Regions from separate parts of the Homo sapiens genome. Here all the other regions are linked to region 2. Evidence: chromatin loops called from intact Hi-C (ENCODE). Cell type or tissue: heart right ventricle. All regions are shown on one strand.

The links. A loop is a pair of places that touch in the nucleus more often than their neighbours do. Peaks named below come from ENCODE experiments on the same cell type or tissue, not always from the same donor. Only the 100,000 strongest peaks of a DNase experiment are listed, where the experiment ranks them.
Region 1: it touches region 2 in a loop (7-fold over the local background); 32 of 110 quality-filtered maps call a loop at or near these places.
Region 3: a loop joins it to region 2, with 6 times the contacts of the local background. A loop is called at or near these places in 13 of 110 quality-filtered maps.

What each region holds. Positions count from the first base shown.
Region 1 is chr4:154,808,271-154,816,270 of GRCh38, forward strand. The region is part of intron 4 of RBM46 (RNA binding motif protein 46); the gene reads left to right. Among named protein-coding and RNA genes, the nearest start is that of RBM46, 31 kb to the left of the region's middle. In heart right ventricle, no CTCF peak of the experiment used is centred here; no DNase peak of the experiment used is centred here.
Region 2 is chr4:155,350,783-155,358,782 of GRCh38, forward strand. It overlaps MAP9 (microtubule associated protein 9), which reads right to left. Exons shown (of 14, transcript NM_001039580.2): 8 at 6,667-6,737; 9 at 4,934-5,102; 10 at 4,289-4,378; 11 at 2,397-2,558; 12 at 2,130-2,275; 13 at 1,814-1,946. It overlaps MAP9-AS1 (MAP9 antisense RNA 1), which reads left to right and starts at 3,434. Exons shown (of 3, transcript NR_125937.1): 1 at 3,434-3,591; 2 at 6,307-6,420. In heart right ventricle, a CTCF peak has its summit at 3,349 (motif pointing left); a DNase peak (open chromatin) is centred at 3,349.
Region 3 is chr4:154,850,390-154,858,389 of GRCh38, forward strand. No RefSeq gene overlaps it. Among named protein-coding and RNA genes, the nearest start is that of RBM46, 73 kb to the left of the region's middle. In heart right ventricle, a CTCF peak has its summit at 4,171 (motif pointing right); no DNase peak of the experiment used is centred here.

The sequences.
Region 1 (8,000 bases), 540 kb before region 2:
TATAGAGTAGATAAATCTTTGTTGACCTATGCTTTACTTTTTCTTTTGTGCAATTTGATTGTCCTTCCATTATATAGTCTAAGGATGTTTTTATTAGAGTTACTTTTTTTCTTTGTACTTTTCTTTAATCCTGTTTTGTATATGGATTTTTGTAAGACCGAAGCCCATTTACTTAATTTTTTTCTTGTTAACTTTGTTTCAACAATACATAGTTCCAGTCTGCTTGTTTACTGGCCAGATTATGGGGTAAATGAATATCCACAAAATTTGCAGCATATGTGCCATGTATGTGGACGGCTTTTTTTTTCCTGCTGCTGCCCAGTTAATTTTTGGTCCAAGGGTGACCAAATCTGTAGTTACGAATTTATGAAAGTATTGGATAATTTGGGGCACAGAAGTTATAAGGTTCCAGGTGAGCCATTATCAATCTTTGGAAAACAGGTTAAGATTCTGTTCTGCACTATAAATAATTCAAGCAGTGAAATGCTTGTTAATTTAAAGGCATTTCACCTGTATATATGTGTGTACATGTGTTTCCTTGAGAGAATAAGAATCCCTTAAGGGATTCCTTGGTGTGAACTTAGGTGTGTGTATCAAGTATAGAAATAGTGATTATACCAGAACATTGAAACATTATTTCTTTTCACTTAAGAATTAAAGGGAAAGAGGCAATACTAAGCAAAAATATGATTGCTTTCACTGTGAAGGCACTCACTTAGTTTCGGAGAGGGATTTACAAATGAGATAGTAATGATTTTCTCTATTTCTTAATATTTTCCCTATTTTACTTAGTAGATTTAAGATTTTTAAGTTATTGTATTGAAATACATATATGTATGTGTGACTCTTCTATTTCTCACTAATATACTAGTGTTCTAAAACTCACTTTTATTGATTTTTTTATATCTTTACATTTTATTTTCTTATTTATGTATTTTTTTATTGTGATTTATGCTCCAGGCAGGGTGTTGCTACATTAGCTAATGTGGCTTGGGAGAAGGATGGACAGGGTTTTCATCAATCCTCTGAGGCCTTGGAAAGCAGCTTGATGATATCAGATGCTCTCATTTGAATTGATATATTGGAGAATGATTTCATTGCCTTTAGATTTAATCAGAATTTTTCTGTAATGATTTTTAATTTTAGTTTTTTTATTCTGAAATTATTTATAATGAGTTTTCTATGACAAAAACTTGTATAATCAACTCCCAAGTATTTAGATAGGAGGCATGAAAAATGGAAAGGAAATAATCTGAATATAGTTAGCTTACTTGTTTATCCTAGAATGCTCTTTAAATATATAGTATATTGATTCTAGAAATTTACACAAATTCAATACAAAACCCAGCTTAGGAAAAGTTGGAAAGATGTTCAGTTTCTCCTCCACTCAATTTCTTAACCTGCAGAGATGACATTGTTTCATACTGATGCAGTGCACTTACCTAAGTATTACATTAGTCTGCCCTCTGTTTTTTCTTCATGGTTTTTACTGGTAAGGGTAGGTTGTTCACTTTCATTCCTGCCTCATTCCACAAAAGATTTGAGGTGGCTCCTTAAAAATATGTAAAATACAAAAGGATTCAGATTTTAAATTGGAGAAATTGAGACAATTGGAAATTATGATTAGGAAAATAAAGCCAAGCAAAACCAAACAATAGGTTGTTTAGGGATAGATGATTATGAGGTAAAACCATAAAAATGCCAGGGAATTACTAACATTTAAAAGTTACTACTTGGAGGGAGAAATTGGAAAGGATTCAAAGGGACTTCTGAGGTACTGGTAATTTCCTATTTCTAAACCTGGGTGGTGAGTACATGTTTTCATTTTTTTAATTATGTAAGGCATACACATCTATATTGTATATATTTCTCTGTTTCTATATTTCATTATTAAATTGGGAAAAAATGAAAGCCAGCCAAGGGTGAGAACTTGTGTTATTTTGTCAAAATTGGAATAAGAGTCTTTCTACTCTAGAGAGTCTCAAATTAATATAACTCAAGGTAAAATAGGAAAGTTACATAGTATCAAGGCTAAATAATTTTATTATACTCAGACTATATTTGGAATGTTTTGGTTGCTTTTGGGCACCACAATTTAATTCAACCTTGACAACTTGGGTGAGCTTGGAAACGCCATAATATGTAATAGGACAGTGAACAACTGAAATATTTGGAGCTGTTTAGTGTGTAAATACTAATACAGAGGAAATGTGATTGCAGTTTTCAAATGTTTGAAGTGCTCGCACGTGGAAAAAAGACTTTAGTCTTTATCTTTGGAGCTCTAGGAAGTGGACTTAAGTCTAAAAGAGCAAAGTTTTAAGGAGGTAGATTATGGCTTAATATAAGTCAGAACTATCTAAGCCTTTCAGCTGCTAAAAATTCTCTCAGTACAAAACAACAAACAAAAATAATTTTTTAACATTTATTTTAAATCCATGAAATATATGGGGGAAGGAAAGAGTCTTTACTAGACTATTGTAACTCAGAATTATGTTCCCTAATACCACTTGGAATATAATGGCCTTGCCATTTTCAAGCCCTCTGAGAAATTTACTTTTTAATTTACTTTTTGCAAACTGATTAAGAAAGTTTGATTTGGGAATTTTTATTCTCGTAAGAATATCCCTTTTGCTTACTATTCATTCCTTTAGGCTTCTCATGTTTAGTTTATTAACTGGCAGATGGCTGATTGTTAAATCTTGTTAAAATGTGTTCCTTCAACAAATACTTACCTAAGGCTGTTTTGTGTAAAGTTATGAGGATCACTGTAGTGAATTAGACACAGTTGCTGCTTTCATAGACCTTACATTCTATTGAGACCAATATTCAGTTAGAGTTCTGATAAATGCTCTGAAGTAGTACGGGGTGTTATGAGAACATACAATTGGATGACCTGACCTAAACTGGTATTGGGGTCAGGAAATGGTACATTGCACTTTAGAAAGAATTTCAGGAAAAGGAAATTAAGTACTATGGCATAGCATATAGGCAACACAGGAAAAAAGAGTATGGCATTTCGAGCCAGATTTCCTGGGTTCACATTCTAGCTTCATTACTTACTTGGGAAAGTTACTTAACTTCTCTGTCCTTCAGTTTCATCATTTGTAAAATAGGAATGATGATAACAGTATCTCATAGGGTAATTACATGTATTAAATGAGTTAAAATTATAAAGGGCCCAGAACATTCCCTTTTATATATACTAAGTACCATGTAAATAGTGAAGAATAATTATTCAGAAAACAAATCCAAGATACCAGTTTCCAATCATATGTAATATAAATATTAGAAATAATAATAGTTAAGACTACATGTTAGATTTTGTGCTAAATGCCTTTATATGATGTATTAGTCTCACAGTTCCTTGTGGTAGATAGGATATGTGTGTGTGTGTGTGTCTGTGTGTGTGTGTGTGTGTGTGTGTGTGTGTGACAGAGTTTCGCTGTGTCACCCAGGCTGGAGTGCAGTGGTGCGATCTTGGCTCATTGCAACATCCGCCTCCCGGGTTCAAGTGATTCTCCTGCCTCAGCCTCCCGAGTAGCTGGGATTACAGGCATGTACTACAATGCCTGGCTAATTTTCATATTTTTAGTAGAGACGGGGTTTCCCTGTGTTGGCCAGGCTGGTCACTAATTCCTGACCTCAAGTGATCTGCCTGCCTCTTCCTCCCAAAGTGCTAGGATTACAGGCATGAATGAGCACGCCTGGCCTGTTGTAGATAGGATTTTAATGTTGACACTTCTTTACTTTTTTTTTTTTTTTTTAACAAACAGGCTTCAGTATGTTAAATAATTTGCCCAAGATCCTAGTTAGCATAAGAGGCTGTGCTCTTAACTGCCATCCTTTGTAAATTCACATGATTCCAATGAAAAACTGGTTTTTGTCTAATATTAAACATTTGGTAACAGACAGTGGACTTGTGAAATATTATTGGCAAATTATGTTTCTGTAAGTTAAAATACAATGAGATGGGCTTTCAGTCCTGCCTTACCTTTTTTCCAGAGACTATTTTGGCTTTAGGAAACCTACAGGCCCATGTACCAGACCCCACTCCATTGTAATGTTGACCTGAGACATCTGGTTGAATTCTGAGTTATCCTGAGTTAGAAAAATCTTGTAAACATATCTTGTTTACAAGGTAGCTTCATGATTTTTAAATTTACCCTAGGATCAGCATTGCCAGCCAATGAATGGCATGTGTCAAGGTGGCAGATGATATATGTCTTTCCCCCATCCAGATTCTAGACAGAACATCAAACAGGCAAAGTTTGTTTGTATCTATTTCCTGGTCCCCTGTTACTTGGTACTCATTTTACTCTGATTATATTCAAAACATCCCAATACATAGTTTAGCCATATAATTTATCAGTCCGAATAGGTTTATGCTTTTTCATTGTTACTTCCTTAGGAACCTATCATGGCTTGCTATTGTAGTATAATCAAATACTCTGAACTCCACATTCTCCTGTTCAGAATGCTGTACTGTTTGGCCCCACTTAACCTAACCGTAGCCATACATTTCCTGCTGTGATCATCTGAATTTGCCATGCTCATTGGTAGGTCTAGGCCTTTCCCATTGCTGTGCACTGTGCTTAGAATATTCTGCTTATCCTTATATACTTTTATATTAAGCTGTTATTGGACATAGTAACCCAAAATGACTTTTTCTTTATGATATTACTCAATAATTTTTATATTTTTTATTTACTCAAAATTTTTCTTCCATCAGTGTATATAAAGCCAGTGGACTGTATGATTTGTTGTTATTCCCTGCATTATATGGGTGAGTACTGTCTCCTTTAGTACTCAGCATATGGTGCTTTCCAAATAATTTAAAGCAATCTACATGCTATAAAGTTAAAAGATAAAGATTACAAGGAAAGATACATTTCGGCTGTGCTTTGAGCAGAAAGAAGAAAGGATTGGGAAAGAAATATATGAGATAGGAAGTTGACAGGTATAAACACAGGCATGGTTAAATTATGAATGGTGGTTAATGGGCTGAAATATCTGTGTATATGTCACCAAAGTAAAAATTACCAGTATATAATTTTTAACATGCTAATGTTGGAGGTTTCAAAATAGTAGAAACCCCTGAAATATAGACAGGGGCATATGGATGATTTTATATTGGATATGTGTATATTATATATATGTATATAAATTTGTATAGTGGAATAGGAGATTAAGGTTGTAATTGTTATTTTTAAACCCTCTGAGAAAACCTTTGTGTTTATATCAACCAAATACAGTATAGAATATAATGATTTATGTGCAATTTTTAAATTTCTTTTAAAATTCATTATGTAATCCACAGTTATATCTAGCATAATCTATAACGTTTGATCAAGGCTTCACAAATAGGAAATGTCAGTCGCTTATTGTATGTTATTTCTAATCTTAGTTTATTACTAGCATTATACTTTTATATTCTTCTACACAGGTGTAGACTGAGAAGATGGTGGTGTTCCTTTCAGTTTAGTTTCCTAAAAATAGGAAGAAAGCTTGAAAATTCCAGGTGCTAATATAGCAGGCTTATTTGGAATACACCGGAATCCTGTGCACTCAGTTATTTTCTGTCTTCAAAAGAAGAAATAGTATGACATATCTGAGAGTCTGAAAATAATTTTTATCTTTCATATCATTTACTTTAAAATTTATATGGAATTTTCTGTCAAACTAAAGACCAGTAAAATCTTCAAAGATATAGAATATGCTTTTGTAATTAGTTTCAGTGACATTTTAAACTTCATCACATCTTTGTAGAACAAGTCATCTATCTACAATGTTATGTTTTGTTGAAAATAATGAAAATTAGGAGCCTACTTAGATTTTTACTTAGTTTTCCCTTATTTTGGCCCTTATTCCTGCATAACTTATAGAAAACTAAATATAAAACATTTAATGATACCCATTTTACAGAGAGGTGGTAAAGATCCTGACTCTGGTCTCTGAAGTTTAATTTATCCTATTCTTATTCTCCACTTTTTGACATGCCTTTTCTTTCCCCTAGTCTCTTTCTTATTGTCTTGCCTACTAAATAATCACTTTTGAAATAATTTCTCAGAATATATTCATTAACAGTTGTTGCTTTTTAAAAAGGAATGACACAAATAAGATGGTAAATTAAATTGGGTGAAAGTACCAGTAAGTAGCAACCTTGCATTTGACAGGAAATTGAGACTCTGCTGCTAAGTTTTTGCTTTTGTTGTGAGAATGATCACCATCTCTTCTATATGCCGACAGAAATTTAATTCTTATACATTGGTAATTTAAATCCCAGCATTTTTCCTGTTAAATTTGATTTCATTCAAACCAAAGATTAACAAAGCTAATTCTAAAACTCCAGGTGGTAGATAGTGAAGGCCATTATGAAGACAAGAATTGTTCTGTATTTAATAATATTTCTATGTAGCATCTGTATTGAAAATCATTATAGTTTTTAAATTAGTCTGAATCACATATGCTCTATTTTGGTAGTAACTATAAAGTGATTTTATATTTTATCATAATTATACATTATCAACTTCTCCTTTATATATATCACTGGCAGGTTTTTATCCCCTCCCCCCCTTTTTTTTAAAACTCCTTAAGCTATAACATTACATACAAACAGAAAAGTGCACAAATAATGAGTGTAAATTCAGTAAATTACCATGAGGGACTATGTCGGTATAACTCACCACCGAGGTAAAGACATAAAATACCAACACTCCAAAAGACTCTTTTGTATTTTCCCCAGACATTACTTTCCTTCCTGCTCAAAGGAGGCCACTCCTCTGACTTATTCTATGTATTTTTGAAACTTATGTAACATTTTATGTCATCTTGTCTGGCTTCTTTTAACATTATGTTTGTGGATTGATTCATACTATTTCAGGTAGCAGTACTGTTCATTTGCTGTCATTGATACCTGTATTTCATCGGAGTGTTGTATATAACTTGCTGTCTTTGTTGATGAAAATATAAAGAACTATCAGTTTGGGGCTGTTTGAATAATGACACTCTAAAGATTCTTGAACATAGTGTTTTTGGTGCTCATTTGCACACATTCCTGTTGAATATATAGGAGTGAAAGTGGTGGGTCATGTTTTTTAAACTGTAGTAAATAGGGCCAAATAATTTTCCAAAGTAAGTATACTGATTTACACTTTACTAGCAGTAAATGGGAGTTCCAGTTGTTTCACATTCTTGCCAACACTTAGATATCAGTCTTTTACATTTTGGATATTCTGATTAGTGTATATTTCTTACTGAGATTGTAATTTTTATATGATGATAACTTACGATATTGATCATCTTAGGAGGATTATAGGGCATTACGCTATTGTATTGGTGAAGTATCTTTCTTGTTCAAGTCTTGCTCCTTCATTTTATTGGTTTGTCTGTTTTTTATTTTATTACTTAATATAGAAGTCCTTTATTGAATATATTTTTAAAATATCTTGTTCTACTCTATGACTTACCTGTTTATTCAGGTATGTTTTGAAACATAGAAGTTCTTAATTTTAATATGATTCAATTGATCAATCTTACTTGTGCCATTTGCATCCTGCTTAGAAAACCTTTACTCACCACAGGGTCATGAAATATTTTCTTTATTATCTTTTAGAAACTTCATATCATACCTAAATTTAGTGACAATGCGAAGTATCAGAGTCCGCCCCGCTCATATGAATATTCACTTAACCAACACCATTTTTTGAAGACTTGCCATTTTCCCATGACTCTGCAGTGCCACCTTAATGTAAATCAAGTATGTGTATATACACTGCCTTCTAATATACACACACATATATGACTTATTCTGGATATTAACATTCTATTCCATTGATCTGTTTGTTTTTGCACCAATACCATATTGTCTTAATTCTGTAACTTTATATTTTGTAAATAATATTTTCTCACTTATTTTTTCTTCTTCACAATTATCTTGACTTTTCTCAGCCCTTGAGTTTCCATATGAATTTTAGAATCAGTTTGTAACTTTATATCCAAGA
Region 2 (8,000 bases):
TAAATGACTTCAGGGAGAGCTGACATCCTTATAACATCATTATAAGGTTAAGTGTGTTTCTGTGCATGGGCAATTCTGATCCATTTTCTCAAGTCTTCATTTGTGTTGTTCAGGAGAGTTCTACAATTTTCTTTATGTTGGTCTGGCATGTTTCTTAAGTTTATTATTGTTTTATCTTTTTATCCTATCTTTAAATCGCTCATTTTGGTCCCATGTACCTTTCTAACTACTGCTGATTCTTAAGTTTATGGAAAAAATAAATAAACAAGACTGGTCAGAAAGACTGTGAAAGAAGAACTATAAAGGGAGATGAATCCAAGCAGATATTTAGACATATCAAGCCTAATAATGGAAGTGTGGCACTGGAATCACGAGACTGACCAATGGAACAGAAAGTTAAGAAACAGACCCGAAAACATGAGAAGGTATCATATAACAGAAGTAGCACCTCAAATCAATGGGTAAAAATGGGCTACTTTATAAAGGATACATTTGGAAAAACTAAAGTTGAAATCATATTTCCCACCATGTATCAGGGCAAATTCCAAGCAGAACAAATGTTAAAACATTAAGATATTAAAGTCACAAAGTTGTTAGAAGAAAAATAAGATAATTCTGTTTAATCTCAAATTGTGTAGGTCTTTTCAACTATGCTTGAAAATCAAAAGCCAAAAAAAAAAAACAGAAATCTGACACCTAAAATTTAAATTCTTCATGGCATGAGATACTATAAGGAAAGCCGGGAAACCAACAATATAGTGGGGGTAAATATTTGCAACCCATATAAAAAATGATAGGCTAATTTCCCCAGTACAAAACAAAAGATTCTAGAAACCAGTAAGGAAAAAAAACCAACAATCTAATAGAAAAGTGTGCAAAGTCTATGAAATGACAATTTACAGAGAAAATAATAGATAAATGGCCTGTATACAAATGAAAAGATATTCAAGCTCAATTCTAACCAGAGAAATGCAAATCAAAAACAACCTGGATGATTTAGTTGATTGGTATGAGTTGTTTTAAAGTTTGATAGGAAACCTGACTGGATAGACTTCTAGTGCAAAAATACTATAATTTTGGTTGCTGAATCATATGAATATGTTAACTATTCATATGAATGTGTTACCTACTTATGTAAAGTATTTATTCATAGTAATGTATTACTTATATAAACATGGACAAAATGCATATTTATATTGATATTCTAAAATGGAAAATAATATTTTGCTTGACATCAACAAAAAGTAACTTTTATAAAGATAAGTAAAGTGAAATCAAATATATACACATATCTGGTTCAGCTAGCTATTGCTCCTCCTAAACCTCAAACCTGCTCTCTTTCATTAAAAATTCCTAAATAAGAGATTCTCCTTGAGGTCATCAGAAACATCAAAAGAGAATAAAAGATGGAATAATTTTCTCACTATTAAGTTCAGTGTTACTTTTTGTCATGACCAAGTTCCACCACGTAGTACCCTCAATAGTAAACTTGTCTTCTTTCTATGTTAGATGTGAGAATCACAGCAAAGGAAGAATGGGCATGAATAGTAAATGGTAAATGTGGGGATGCAGGTAAGGAAGAAGATTATAACAAGTTTTCAGCCTGGGTGTTTGAGGGAATAGTAGAAACATTAATAGAAATGACTAAGTCAAAGAAAATATGCTATATGCAGGAGGAGAGCTTGAATTCAACAAAGCAGATTCCAGGTAGAAATGATCAGTAGGTCTGGAGCAAATAGAATTAGAATTAGGGACAGAAAAGACACAAAAGGTACATGAAAAAGACGAAAGTGCATTGACAAATAATACCTACCAGCCATTTTTCATATTCATTAATAGCTTGTTTATCTTTATCTTTTTTCTCAGCTCTTTTCAGTTCTTCCTTTCTTTTCTCATTTATTTTTTCTTTTTCCTTTTGCTTGAAAAAAGCTTCCTTTTTTTCATTCCTATAGAGCATAGTATAAAACACTGGAGAGTTAAAGGAAAATACATAATAAAGATTCCCTAGTACATCTTTGACAGTAATGAAATTGAAATGCATTACTAAATTTCAAGTAAATAAATTTTATAAAATCCTGAAGTGTTACTATAATTTAAAATATATCAAAATATTTATGATTTTGGATTACCATTTCTCAACAGCAGTTAAATTATCTTTCTTTTTCTCGGCAACAGTTTCCTCCTCTTTCTGTTTCTTTGCTCTTTCATATTCTCTCTCCTTTCTATTTTTCTCTTTAAGATATTCCATCTTTTTCTCTTTCCATTTTTCAAAAGCCTGAAAAAGTTCAGAATAATTTTCTTACTGTGAATATTTGAAAATAAATAAAAATATGGTTAATCATTAATTTGGATTTCAAATGTTTTAAAATAATTAAGATGTGCAAAGTTCTGAATACTTGTAGTGCTTCTCCTTTTCTTGCAGCATTTTCTTCTTCAGTTTTCTTCTTGTTTTTTTCTTCAAGCCTCTTTTTGGCAGCTATTTTCTTTGCTTCCTTTTCTTTCATAGCCTTCCAGGCCTCAAATGATGCTAATGCTTCTTCTCTTTTAGCAGCTTTTTTCTACAGTGGAAAAAATAATAGAGTGATATACATATATATGTATATATACATAGACACAAATATGGCTAGATATAAATATACACATATACATTTATCTTTAGTCCTCTGATATTCATTATACTTAGAAATTAACTTTCAAAGTAGGTAATTTATTTAGAATGGCTTAGATAATTTACAAAGAATGTTATCTGAATTATTCATTGGTTTTAAAACGTCCTTTTCTAAAAACATTTATCACATATTGACCTATTAATGAGAAAGATGTCAACTATTATTTTTGAAAGTGTACTAAACAAATTATATCAAAATAAACTGTAATAGGCTAAGTGGTATAGTAAAATTTTCATAATAAAATATTTGAAAAAAAAATCAGTAAAGTTATGGGCTTATAAAGTAAGTTAGAGTAAGGCAAATTGGCCAAGCCATGCAGTAAGATGCAGATTTTTGGTTTAAATCTTAATTTTGAATAGTATCAAAACATAAAGTTCTTACTGCACAAATGTATTCCAAATGTTGAAAGTATGTGCTCGACTGAAAAATAGGTTGGAGACTGTATAGCAAGTTATGTTATTATTTTACTTCCTTCAATCTAATCCCATAATATTCTATGTTTGCTTTATTGTTCAATATTAAATGACATAAAACCTTAATATTGGGGTAACATAATTTAGAGGTCAAAGTACTATCTACCTCACAGAGCTACGAAAATCAAATGAGAAGGGGTATGGCACTGACCACAGCAGCATACTGCTATGAACGTGGTTAACAGATAGACAGGCACGCCCCCTGGAGGGCTGCTCCCTTCACTACTGACGCATTATCGTGCAGTTCACCTTGGAAAATATTTTTCTTCTAAATCTATTTTTAGTATTGAACAGCACACTGGAGTTTTTGTCCAGAAGTTTGACTTTAGAAGATAAGAAATAACTGAGCGTATTACAAGCAGGAGTTAGAGGAAGAGACTCAGTACAGAAGAGACAGGAACAAAAGTTCACCTCCATTCAATGGGAAAGGATACAGATCAAGAGTTCAGGTAGGGGTTGGACTTGAAGATACTTATAAAATTCAAGAGAGAAAAGAGGAAAATTGAAGGCTAACTAGTGTCTAATGATCCTTTATCTTGTCGTGCCTTTTTTTTTTTTTTTGAGACAGAGTCTCTGTCACCTAGGCTGGAGTACAGTGGCACGATCTCAGCTAACTGCAACCTCCGCCTCCCGGGTTCAAGTGATCCTGCCACCTCAGCCTCCTGAGTAGCTGGGATTACAGGTGCCCACCACCATCCCTGGCTAATTTTTGTATTTTTAGTAGAGATGGGGTTTCACCACATTGCCCAGGCTGGTGTCGAACTCCAGACCTCAAGGAATCCCATCTGCCTTGGCCTCCCAAAGTGCTGGGATTACAGGCATGAGCCACAGTACCTGGCCTTCTTGGTTAAGTTCTAAATGAAATCAACTTTTAAAAGTGAATTAGGTGCTCATAAACAATAATAACTTCATAATCAGCAGGAACAAAGCTATCCTATACATATACAAAATTAAAATCTGTTTTCATGTAAAACAGTTATATCAAACTAAAATGTATAAAGTAAAACAGAAGTAAAACCGGAAATCATTTCTTTAATATACAAGTTATTTTGCCATTTAAAAAGCTGATTTAGAAAAGTTATATATTCAGGGATATTTTACTGAAATAAAAATCCAAAACATTTTTACTTCTATATGTCAGAATACCTGTTCATTTTGGATCCTTAAGTTTTCACTTTCAATTCTTTTTATTCTGTGCATTTCATGTAAATACACATTTTTCTTTTCTAACCACTCCTATAAGAACAAGAAAAAGGTCATATAATATTTAAAATTTCTTAAGTGAATTAGAATTCTTTATATTAACATTTTCTCTGAAATTCACATGTACAATTTTCTAAAGTATACTATTCTACTCTAAAAAAGACAAAAAAAGACTTTTAGAATTGTGAATAAATTAATACAATCTTTTTCCTATGTACGCCTAACAACATCTCAGGAAAGAAAAAATTTAATAACTTTTTGTTCATAATAACTCCTTTTGTTCATATAAACTTCAAGAAGAAAAAAATGAAAACATATATAGACTTTACAATGTTTTGGCTTGTGCTGTATTTCTATAAATTGCAATGGCATATTCTTTCTTTAAAAACAACTATGGTCAGTTATGCAAAGTGTGGAAGCAAATAATTTAGTAAAATATGATTACTCATGTATTAAAAGGAAACTCTTTCTCAATAAATTTAAGTATTAAACCATCATTTTCTATCAGGATTACTTTATTCTTTATAAACAGTGTAGGCTTATGAAAGTGATCATTCTTCTTCTCTTAAAAATATTTTCCTTTTTTACCTGATAAACAGCTGCCCTTATGTTATCTGCTCTATCAGGTTCTATGCTCTGTTTCTGTGAAGGTTTTTGGTCCAAGACTTTTAAAGTCCCTAAATAGTGAGAAGAGGTAGTTGTCGATGGAGTTCTCCTTTTAGAACTAGATTTCTTCAAAAACTCAGAGGTCATTAATCTGAAAAGATCCAAATGAATCAAGACAAAATATTACAATTGCATTTGGTAGAAGAGAGATCTGTTAGAATATGCACGTATAATATTTGAAAACTGGCCAGGCATGATGGCTCACACCTGTAATCCCAGCACTTTGGAAGGCCAAAGTGGGTGGATGACTTGAGCTCATCCTGTTGGGCTGTTGACCAGCCTGGGCAACATGGTGAAACCCTGTCTCTACCAAAAATACAAAAAATTAGCTGGCGTGGTGGCACATGCCTGTAGTCATAGCTACCCTGGAGGCTGAGGTGGGAGGATAGCTTGAGCCCAGGAGGCAGAGGTTGCAGTGAGCAGAGATCATGCCACTGAACTCCAGCCTGAGCAACAGAGTGAGACTCCATCTCAAAAAAAAAATTGGAAACTACATTATAATTTAACAAATTATAATTACTTTGAAAATGATGTAGGTAAAATGTACAGTCTTAGTATACAAAGAATATTAAATTATGTAGAAGGGGACATAACTTAAATATGTCCCCTTCAACATAATTTAAATTTTATAACTTTAAGTTATATAGCTTTAAAATGATTGCTCTTTTTAAATATTTGTAATTAGAAACTTAAGAAATATGGACCACTTCTCAAGTTACATGGAAAAAACAATACAGTAGGTTATAATCACTCTTTTAATATTTTCTTTCATCATTTTGTTACATGAAGCATTCCAAATATAAAATTAGAAAGAATAGTACTATCTATATCAGGGATTGGTGGGAAAATTTGGCCAGCCATTGGTTTTGATATACAAAGTTTATTGCACCATAGCTGTAATCATTCATGTTAAGTTTTGCCTGTGGCTGCTTTCCTGTTAAAATAGCAGAAATGAGTAGTTCCAATACAGACTGTATCGCCTACAAAGCCTAAAATATGCACTAACTGGCCATTTACAGAAAAAGCTTGCTAGCTCTGTTTTATTTGATTAATGATAATTTGACTAACGATAATTTTAAAGATTCAGAAGGTTTTTGATTAGCACTTATGAGTTAGGCATTCATTATCATTGGTGTGAATGAAGCTATACAGATAATCATTTTAATAAACCTACTTAGTTCATAGATTCTGAAGGCTTTCAGTACAATTTCTCATGTTAGACAATGATACTTGATAATGAATAAGTATCATTGCTAGACTTCAGCTTTATTACCATTTTATATTGCTTGTCTCAGGAAAAGTAGGAGAAAGAAGCTCTATTCCAGAAGCAGTCTGGAGCACAAAGAATCCCTAATCACTGACATTAAGAAAGAAGAAAAATATTCCTAGGACGATCCTGGAGAGCAAAGGTATTGCATAAACATTCCAGGCACTAAAACAATCAGTAATAGACTTACTTTTTATAAATTACTTTATTTCAAATAATATCATCAACCAAGGGGTTTTATCATGAAGTTAACTACTTTCATTTTATGAAATGGAAATAAAAAGAAAATACAGTAACACCAAATGAAATTTACTTTATGAAAGTTAAATTAAAACTAGCTTTGCTAGAATGCAAGCCCATAAATGACAAATATTGGTAACTTTATTACCTGGCAGATGCACTGGATGCTCTATTATTTGTTGACTTTTTATTCTTTATATTTCTATCTTCAATTGTTTTCTATTAAACAGAAAATGCCAAAGATGATTTATTCATGACAACTATCCTTTTTAGGCTTAGAAGCCAAACTGCCAGTAAATCACTATTCTTTAAGCATCTACTATGTGTCAAACACAGTAGAAATTGGGAGCAAATCAGTGAATAAAATGCCCTTAAGAATATTAAATTCTAGAGACGGATGACCAAAAATAAATATATAAGCAAACATGGCTCATGAAGGACATAAAATAGTGTGCAGTGACAGAGAATGACTAGAGTGGGGCTGAGGAGCTGCTTTAAAGAAGTTGGTCAGGGAAGGCTGTCCTGAGGGGCTGACATCAGAGCTAAGAGTGCAAAGGGCCCACCGAAAGGTCTATGAAAGAAAGAAACAGCAAGTGGGTAAAAGCCTGAGAAGGGACGGAACCTGTTATCTCTGAAAAACAGAAAGAGGTGAATGGAGCTGAAGCATAGTGAATGGCAGGGAAAGCGGAGGAAGACGTGGTCAGGGAAGAACCAGGTGAGATCACTAGGCAGCGATGAGGAGTCTGGATGGAATTCTTGTGATGAGAAACCAACAAAAAGACTTTAATGGAGAATGATTATATTTCTGTTTAGAAAAGGTCATTCAGTAGAGAGTAAGAATGAGGCCAAGGGTCCAGTCAAAAGAAACAAGTTACAACCTTACTTGTTACATATGAAATGCCTGTTCTAATTTAGAATTGCCTCTATTAGACATTCTACAATCCTGTCTATAAACTCCGGAATATCCTTTCTTCTTTTAAGGAACAACTTTTCTACTTTACACAGACTGATGGGTGCTAGTGGTAAAGTGAGAGCACAGACATAATAAACACATCCCTAACTTAGCAGTAGTGTTTTTTTCCTAAAGAAATTAGCTAAGGATGATATACCTGGAACATGGCTTAATGAACCTCCTTCATCAATTTTAAGAAAAGCTTGTATTTTATGTTATAAAAGTATTGCTCAAACACAAATTTTCAGCTAGCCCTGTTTTCTTCCGCTGATAATAAACACACAGAGCTGCTAGCTAATTGCAGCTACAAGAGATAATGACAAATTCAGGAGAAACAAAGACTGAAAATGCTACACCATAAATTTTTAAAGTATAGCACTCAGGCACAATTTAATGTAGGGACAAGTAATCCTACATATTACATATCTGTTTCTTAAGGTTATAATAATAATGTTCCCCTCAACAACAACAACAAAAAACAAATAACCCCACTAAAAAGAGGGCAAAAAACATGAATAGACTTTTTGAAA
Region 3 (8,000 bases), 500 kb before region 2:
TAGTTTTCTAAGATGAGAAGGAGGCATGGTATTTCAGTTAGAAAAAATAGTATATGCAAACATGGTATTGTGAGATGGCACAGCACTTACAGAGAATTAGAAGAAGTTTGGAATGAAGGAAGCCTAAATTGCAGAATTAGAAGAAGGTGAGAATGAGATAATCAAACATAAGCCTGGAGAGGAAGGCAGAGATCAGGTCAGGAGGACATTTGTGAGCTTGTTCTTCGTTCTGTAGTTCATGGGAAACAGATAACAGCCTTAAATAGAGAAAAGAAGTAATATTATTTGAATTTCTGAAAGTCACTTTAGTTGCCAAGACAAGTCCTGGAAGACTTGCAGAAGGCAAGTTAGTAATGAGTGACGTCTTGAGGAAGAGATTCCAGTTAGGAAGCTTGTTTTAGTAATCCAGGTGATAGATGGATAGCCTGAACTAGGACATAGCAACTGAGGTAGAGGGGAAAGGATGGGTTTGAAAGGTTTGGGAAGGGATTGGCTATAGACATTGGGGATGAGAAAAGAAATCAGGAGAAGCTTTAGTTTTCCTACTAGTAGAATTAGGTGGTATGCAGGGTATGCTATATTGGCAATGAGTTTTATTTATGCTCTTCTTTATTCCCTCCTGTATTGTAAGGGCAGAGAGGCTAAAAACTACATTTTCCAGATTCCTTTGCAGTGGTGGTTCTGGGTTTGATTCAGGTAGTGTGAATAAGATGCACTCACAGGACCCCTGGAATTTGAAGGTGAGACAGAGGCCCTCTTTCTATTGCTGTGCTGGCTGGTGACAATAGTTAAATATACATGTTTTCAGTAGCAGATGGCAATTCCTAGTGTCTAGTCATGAACTTTGTGGGTGTGAGGCACTCGTGGTGGCAGTAGTTGTGGTAGCAGCAACACCAGCAGCTACCTGATTAAATTGCAGCTGGGGGCAAGGGGGTGTGATCTTGAAATCCAAATTGTCCATGGGTGGGCTCCTTACTTATGTTTCTGTCTAGCAATTTTTTCAGCACCCAATTTCTTGTGCTAAGTCCCCTTCTGTGTGAAATATCTAGAATGTTTTCTGTTTCTTGTGCTGAAGCTTGACTGGCATGGTTGGGAGTCAATATCTTGCTATATTTGGTATGTGGAAACCATCTCTACTAAGTTGCTGGTTATGTTCATCAGTCACTGAGTATCTGAAATTTTCACCTTTCCAGAGAATTAAGCTGAGACATTGAAACCTATGTAGGTCAATATAGGTGAAGTGTCAATTAGATCAGAAAAAATGCTTAAAAATTTAGAAAATACCATGAGATTCTTGCCTTGCAATGTGTTATACGCTGCTAATAAAGATATACCTGAGACTGGATAATTTATAAAGGAAAAGGTTTAATTTACTCACAGTTCCACATGGCTAGGGAGGCTGCACAATCATGGTGGAAGTCAAATGAGAAGCATCTTACATGATAGCAGGCAAGAGAGTGTGTGCAGGGAAACTCCCCTTTATAAAGCCATCAGATCTCATGAGACTTATTCACTATCATGAGAACAGCATGATAATGACCCACCACCATGATTCATTATGTCCCACCAGGTCCCTCCCATGACATGTGGAAATTATGGGAACTACAATTCAAGATAAGATTTGGGTGGGGACACAGTCAAACCATATAATTCCACACCTGGTCTCTCCCAAATCTCATGTCCTCACATTTCAAAACCAATCGTGACATCCCAACAGTTCCCCAAAGTCTTAACTCATTTCAGCCTTAACTCAAAAGTCCATAGTCCAAAGTCTTATCTGAGTCAAGGAAGTCCTTTCCATCTATGAGCCTGTAAAATCAAAAGCAAGTTAGGTGCTTCCTAGATGCAATGGGGGTACAGGCATTAGGTAAATAGAGCTGTTCGCAATGGGAGAAATTGGCCAAAACAAAGGGGCTACAGGTCCCATGCAAGTCCAAAATCCAGGGGGGCAGTCAAATCTTAAAGCTCTAAAATTATTTCCTTTAACTCCATGTCTCACATCCAGGTCACACTGATGCAAGAGGTAGATTCCCACGGTCTTGGACAGATCCACCCCTGTGGCTTTGCAGTACAGCCCCCTTCCTGGCTGCTTTCACGGGCTGGCATTGAGTGTCTGCAGCTTTTCCAGTTACACAGTGCAAGCTTTTGGTGGATCTTGCATTCTGGGGTCTGGAGGATGGTGGCCCTCTTCTCATAGTTCCACTAGGCAGTGCCCTCATGCGGACTCTGTGAGGAGGCTGCAACCCCACATTTCCCTTATGCACTGCCGTAGCAGAGGTTCTCCATGAGGGTTCCGCCCCTGCAGTCCACCTCTGCCTGGACATTCATGCGTTGCCATACATCCTCTGAAGTCTAGGTGGAGGTTCCCAAACCTCAATTTTTGACTTCAGTGCACCCACAGGCCCAACACCATGTGTAAGCTTCCAAGTCTTGGGGCTTGCACCCTGTAAAGCAGTGACCTGAGGTATACATTGGCCCCTTTTAGCCACGGGACACAGAACACCAAGTCCCGAGACTGCACAAAGAAGCAAGGCCCTGGGCCTGGCCCAGGAAACCAGTTTTTCCTCCTAGGCCTCCTGACTTGGGATGGAAGGGGCTGCTGTGAAGTCCTCTGACATGCCCTAGAGACATTTTCCTCATTGTCTTGGCAATTAACATTTGGCTCCTCATTACTCTTGCAAATTTCTGCAGCTGGCTTGAATTTCTCCTCAGAAAGTGGGTTTTTCTTTCCTATTGCATAGTCAGGCTGTACATTTTCTGAACTTTTATGCTCTGCTTCCTTTTTAAACATATGTTCTAATTCCAAGCCATATCTTTGTGAATACATAAAACTCAGTGCTTTTTAACAGTACCCAAGTCACCTCTTGAACACTTTGCTGCTTAGAAATTTCTTCCACTAGATATTCTAAATCATCTCTCTCAAGTTCAAAGCTCCCCAAATCTCTAGGATAGGGGCAAAATGCCACCAGACTCTTTGCTAAAACGTAGCAAGAGTCACCTTTGCTCCAGTTCCCAACAAGTTCCTCATCTCCATCTGAGACCACCTCAGCCTAGACTTTATTGTCCATTTCATTATCAGCATTTGGGTCAAAGCCATTCAATAAGTCTCTAGGAAGTTCCAAACTTTCCCACATCTTCCTGTCTTCTGAGCCCTCCAAGTCATTAGGAAGTTCCAAACTTTCCCACATTTTCCTCTCTTCTTCTGAGCCGTCCAAACTGTTTCAACCTCTGCCTGTTACGCAGTTCCAAAGTCACTTCCACAATTTTGGGTATCTTTACAGCAGTACCCCACTACCCAGTACCAATTTACTGTATTAGTCTGTTCTCATGCTGCTAATAAAAACATACCCGAGACTGGGTAATTTATAAAGGAAAGGAGTTTAATTGACTCCCAGTTCCACGTGGCTGGGGAGGCCTCACAATCATGGTGGAAGAGGAAGGAAGAGCAAAGACATGTCTTACATTGCAGCAGGCAAGAGAGTATGTGCAGGGGATCTCCCCTTTACAAAACCATCAGATCTTGTGAGACTTATTCACTATCATGAGAACAGTATAGGAAAAACCTGCCCCCATGATTCAATTACCTCCCACCAAGTTTCTCCCATGACACTTGGAAATTATGGGAGGTACAATTCAAGATGAGATTTGGGTGGGGACACAGCAAACCATATTATGTATGACCCACCAGAAAAAAAAACCCTGGTGGATGAACAAATAAAGTGTTAAAAATTGAACACATAATCATGTGCACTCCACAATAAGAGAATAATCCCAGATATAAAATGAGCCTCAAGTTGTCACCCCATTTTAGGAAACAGTCACAAGCTAGCCTACCTTCTTAACCACCTCCTTAGATATTCCTGCCCTGCAACTCTGTATAATCAGAGAACCCACAGCTATTCTAAGGGCAGACCAGAAGGAGGAAATTTCATGCATCATGCTTCTTTTTGTTTGAGGTTTATGGGGAGGAGAAAACAATGAGTATGTCCTCTTCACCTAGATTTGCCGAAATTATGCCAAAGAATGCACCTCAGTGGTGACTTTTTCCAAGGTGCCTTCTCTCAGAAGCCCTGAAAAGAGGTGGGACCACTGTTTTTTCCTTCCCCTGGCAAGAATGAGTGTTCCAGAAGCTGTTAAAGGTTATGAAGTTACCTGAGTTTTCCTGCAGGGGGAAACATCCTCCAGTTTATGAGGAATAAAATATATATCAAACCCTACAGCATCAGCAATCCGGCTTAGTAAAGATTGTATGTGCTTTTTAAAAATAAAAGTTGTATGTGCTTGATTCCTATGCTATTTTTATTTAGTGAAGGATAATTCTGTGCCTTTTTTTAAATAAAAAAGGAACTTTAAAAGGATATGTGTTATCTTAGATAACTCCTAGTTGACCCTTGTATAACATTTATTGCATGTATAGTTCTTGGATGGCCTGCATCATCCGTGAGCATAACTGGCCACCTACTATAATTTGTTATTAAAATTGCAGAGCTAGAAAGCGTGACTACAATCAGAGGTAAAGGCTAAAGGAATGAGTGAGATATTCAGAAAAGAATAGGGTAGGAATTGCCGTTCCTTCATGCATTCACTCAATCAAATTTATTAACTGTGTCTCATGTGTGAGACACTGTGCTACGTGCTAGGGATACCAAAGTGAATAATGTTTTTGACTTTGAATTCAAAGTGAAAAAAATTAATGTTTGTCAATAAGCATTGTAAACATTTCTTTTCAATTTGATTTTTATAACTTTATTTTTCAGAAAGGTAAATGGGTCATATTGTTGTCATCTGATTTGGCCTTTGAGCCTAGAAAGGAGAGATCAGTTTTACTTTCTTTATGATATTTTACCTGGTCCTCAACCACTTCATGGCAATACCCAGAGGACTTTGCCAGATCTTCACTTTCCTTAACTTTTCTGCATCATTTAGTGCCATTTCTTAGAAGGCTTTACTTGTATGCAATTTGCAAAGTGGTTACACAAGTACTATTTTTTAATCCTCCTTTCAAGTTCTCTAATGTTAACAGTTCAGTGAAGCTGAGTTACAGTGAAATTATGTGAAATGACAAGTATCACTTCTCCCACACCTAAGCATGTTATCAACGATATTATTATTACTATATAGATCTTCTTCATGGGACCTCTAGTTATCTAGTGGGTATCTAAAACTCAACATATCTATAACTTGACCAAACATGACTCTTATCTCTTAAGTCAATTACTCTTTTTCCAAATGTGTATAAGCACTAAAGTACCTTCATTGTTCAGGTCTCTGAGGTTTAAAATCCTGATCCTCTTACTTCCATCAGTCACAAAAATCTTCCCTTTTCACTTCCAAATGTATTTTGCTTTATTTCCATCTTGTTTACCTGCTGCTGACACTCTCTAGAGCCTGAAACAATGGTTCAGGTTAGTTCTTGCCTGGACAATTGTAGTAGCTTTCAAATTGAGCTTGATATTGAAGTCTTTTTTTCTTTAATAAACAAAGCTTATAATTACATATTGTTGGTGAGTGTATTTTTTATTACCTATTTCCTTGAAGGCAAGGAAGGACCCATGTATATACAGCACTTAGGATAATACATAAAAGTTTCTCAATAACTGTTAGTTGAATGAAAGTTGGATTGATGAATGCTGCTGTAATAAATCTTCCTGGATGGGCACAATGGCTCATGCCTATATTTCCAACACTTTGGTAGGCTGAGGCAGGTGGATTGCTTATGCTCAGGAGTTACAGACCAGTCTGGGCAACATGGCAAAACTCCATCTCTTAAAAAAAAAAAAAAATTAGCTGAGCATGGTGGCACGTGCCTGTGGTCTCAGTTACCTGGGAGGCTGAGGTGGTGGGATCACCTGAGCCTGGGTGGTTGTGGCTGCAGTGAACCGAAATCGCACCACTATACTCCAGCTTGGGTGACAGAGTGAGACCCTGTCTCAAAAAAAATAATAATAAAAAAAAATAAGTCTTCCCAAAGCCTAGTTCTGATTATATCAACCTTGCCCCGAAGCTTCCACAGCCAACCCAGGTCTGAACTCCATTGTCACTGTCTGCCCTACACCTATTTTTCCAGTTGTTTTTCACAGGGATCTTTGTTTATAAGACACTTAAATTAATGGAAACCAGTTTAAATAAAAACGGGCATCTATTTTGGAAAGTTGCAGATGTATGTATCTCACGGAATGTGATATGCAAGAGCATATAATGCAGGCTAGTCTCATGAGGGATTATAACCAACTGTAAAGAAACTCATCCAAAGTCAAGGTTCCATCTCTCCTTCACCTAGTCTCTTATCTGTGCTTTTCTTTTGGTGTCTGCATCATTCTTCACCTTTTCTGTGGACTGGCTTTCATTCATTCACTAATTCAATAAATTTTTATAGAGTAATGCTATGTGCTGGGTACCATTCTACACTGTTCTGGATATAGGTAAACAGCACAAATCCCTGCCCCCCTGGAGCTTATAATCTAGTTGGAGAGAAGCCTAATTAATAACCATAGAAATATACTGTCAGGTAGGTGCTTTGAAGAAAACAGGGATAAGGAAAAGTGAGTGAAGAGTCATCTTATACAGGAGGAAGGGTGACATTTGAGAAGATAATTGGATAAGGAAGTACTGAGCTCCAGTGACGGATCAAGGTGGGAGTCTAAAGGTACAACCATTTTAGCCCAGTGAAAGATAATAATGAGGCGCCATTCAGTGCCAGACCTTCCTGTGGTGTTGGCACAAGATGTCAGGCCTGCACAGACAACATCTCCCTCCATTCCTTTCCCCACTTCCCTTCCTTGCATAGGTATCGATCCCAAAGTCACTCCTTAATAAACATTCTAAACACTAACCTCTACCACTGGGTCTGCTTCCTAGAGCCTGCTACCTACTCTTGGTTGGTACCAAGAGTCTGCAGAGAAAGCAAGTGATAAGATTGAGTTTTGGAGTCAGACCACTCTCTGCTGAGCTGACAACAAAGGCTCCATCTCTGGTAGGTAGAGTGCGAATAGCTCCTGGTACCAGCATATGCTGCAACTGTTAAAAACTAACACTGTAGGTGAATTGGGATGATACACTGGTAAAAAGGAATATGGTCACTGGTGCAATGCATCAACTATTTGAAAGTACAGAGGAAATGTAAACTTTAAGAACAATGGAATTTGATGGCTGTAGGTGAATTTGATGGATGCTCTAAAAATTATGAGAAGCTGAAAGCATTTAATAGGCAATTGAAAATCAAATGTGAAAGCCAGAGGGCCTGTGTATCTTACAAAGAGGCTCTCATCTTTTGAAGAGGGAGATCAGATAAAGCTGTGGACCCGCCCAGGACTTAATTGTCAGAGCAACTCAGCTCCAGAAAGGTTTAAACTACTAACCTAGGCAGGTGGGCTATACAAAGGTAAGAGCCCCCTGGTTGAGATAGAATGGAACCCTGACATATAGACTGGTGACATATCAGGGGATTCCCTCCATCTCCAAATCTTGAGCACCCAGATTCCCCTGAATTAACCCCTCTACATGCCTGGAGACAATGCAAAGGCCCCTCTCCTCAAAGTCAGTGTGTTCCCCACCCCCACTCCTCGACCCACCCAGGATCTTCCCCTATGTCTCCTCCTGGCCTTGAGGCCTAGACAGACCTAGAGTCAAGTCTCAGCAGAATCCAGCTGGGAAGCTCTGGGCCTAATAACGGAGGAAAGGGAATATACCTCAAAGGCGTTGCAAGACTGAGTCACCACGTATCAGCAAAAGACAAGATCCTATAAATGGGAAAGGATTCTAAGGGTGCTTGGTCAGTCAAGAAGGCTAACATAAAATTGATGAATGCAGAATGTATTGATTTGTGGGCATTCTTCTGTAATACAAGATTTGATACCCCAGGAAGGATCCCAGAAGATGGTGTGAATTCAATACCAGGATGGTTGCTACCAGGATGGGTGCCAGGGCGCTGATGTACAAGCTGAAATGTGAAAAAGTGGTGGCAAGTAGCCAAGCCAAGGGAGGTTGTGGGTGGCTGGCAT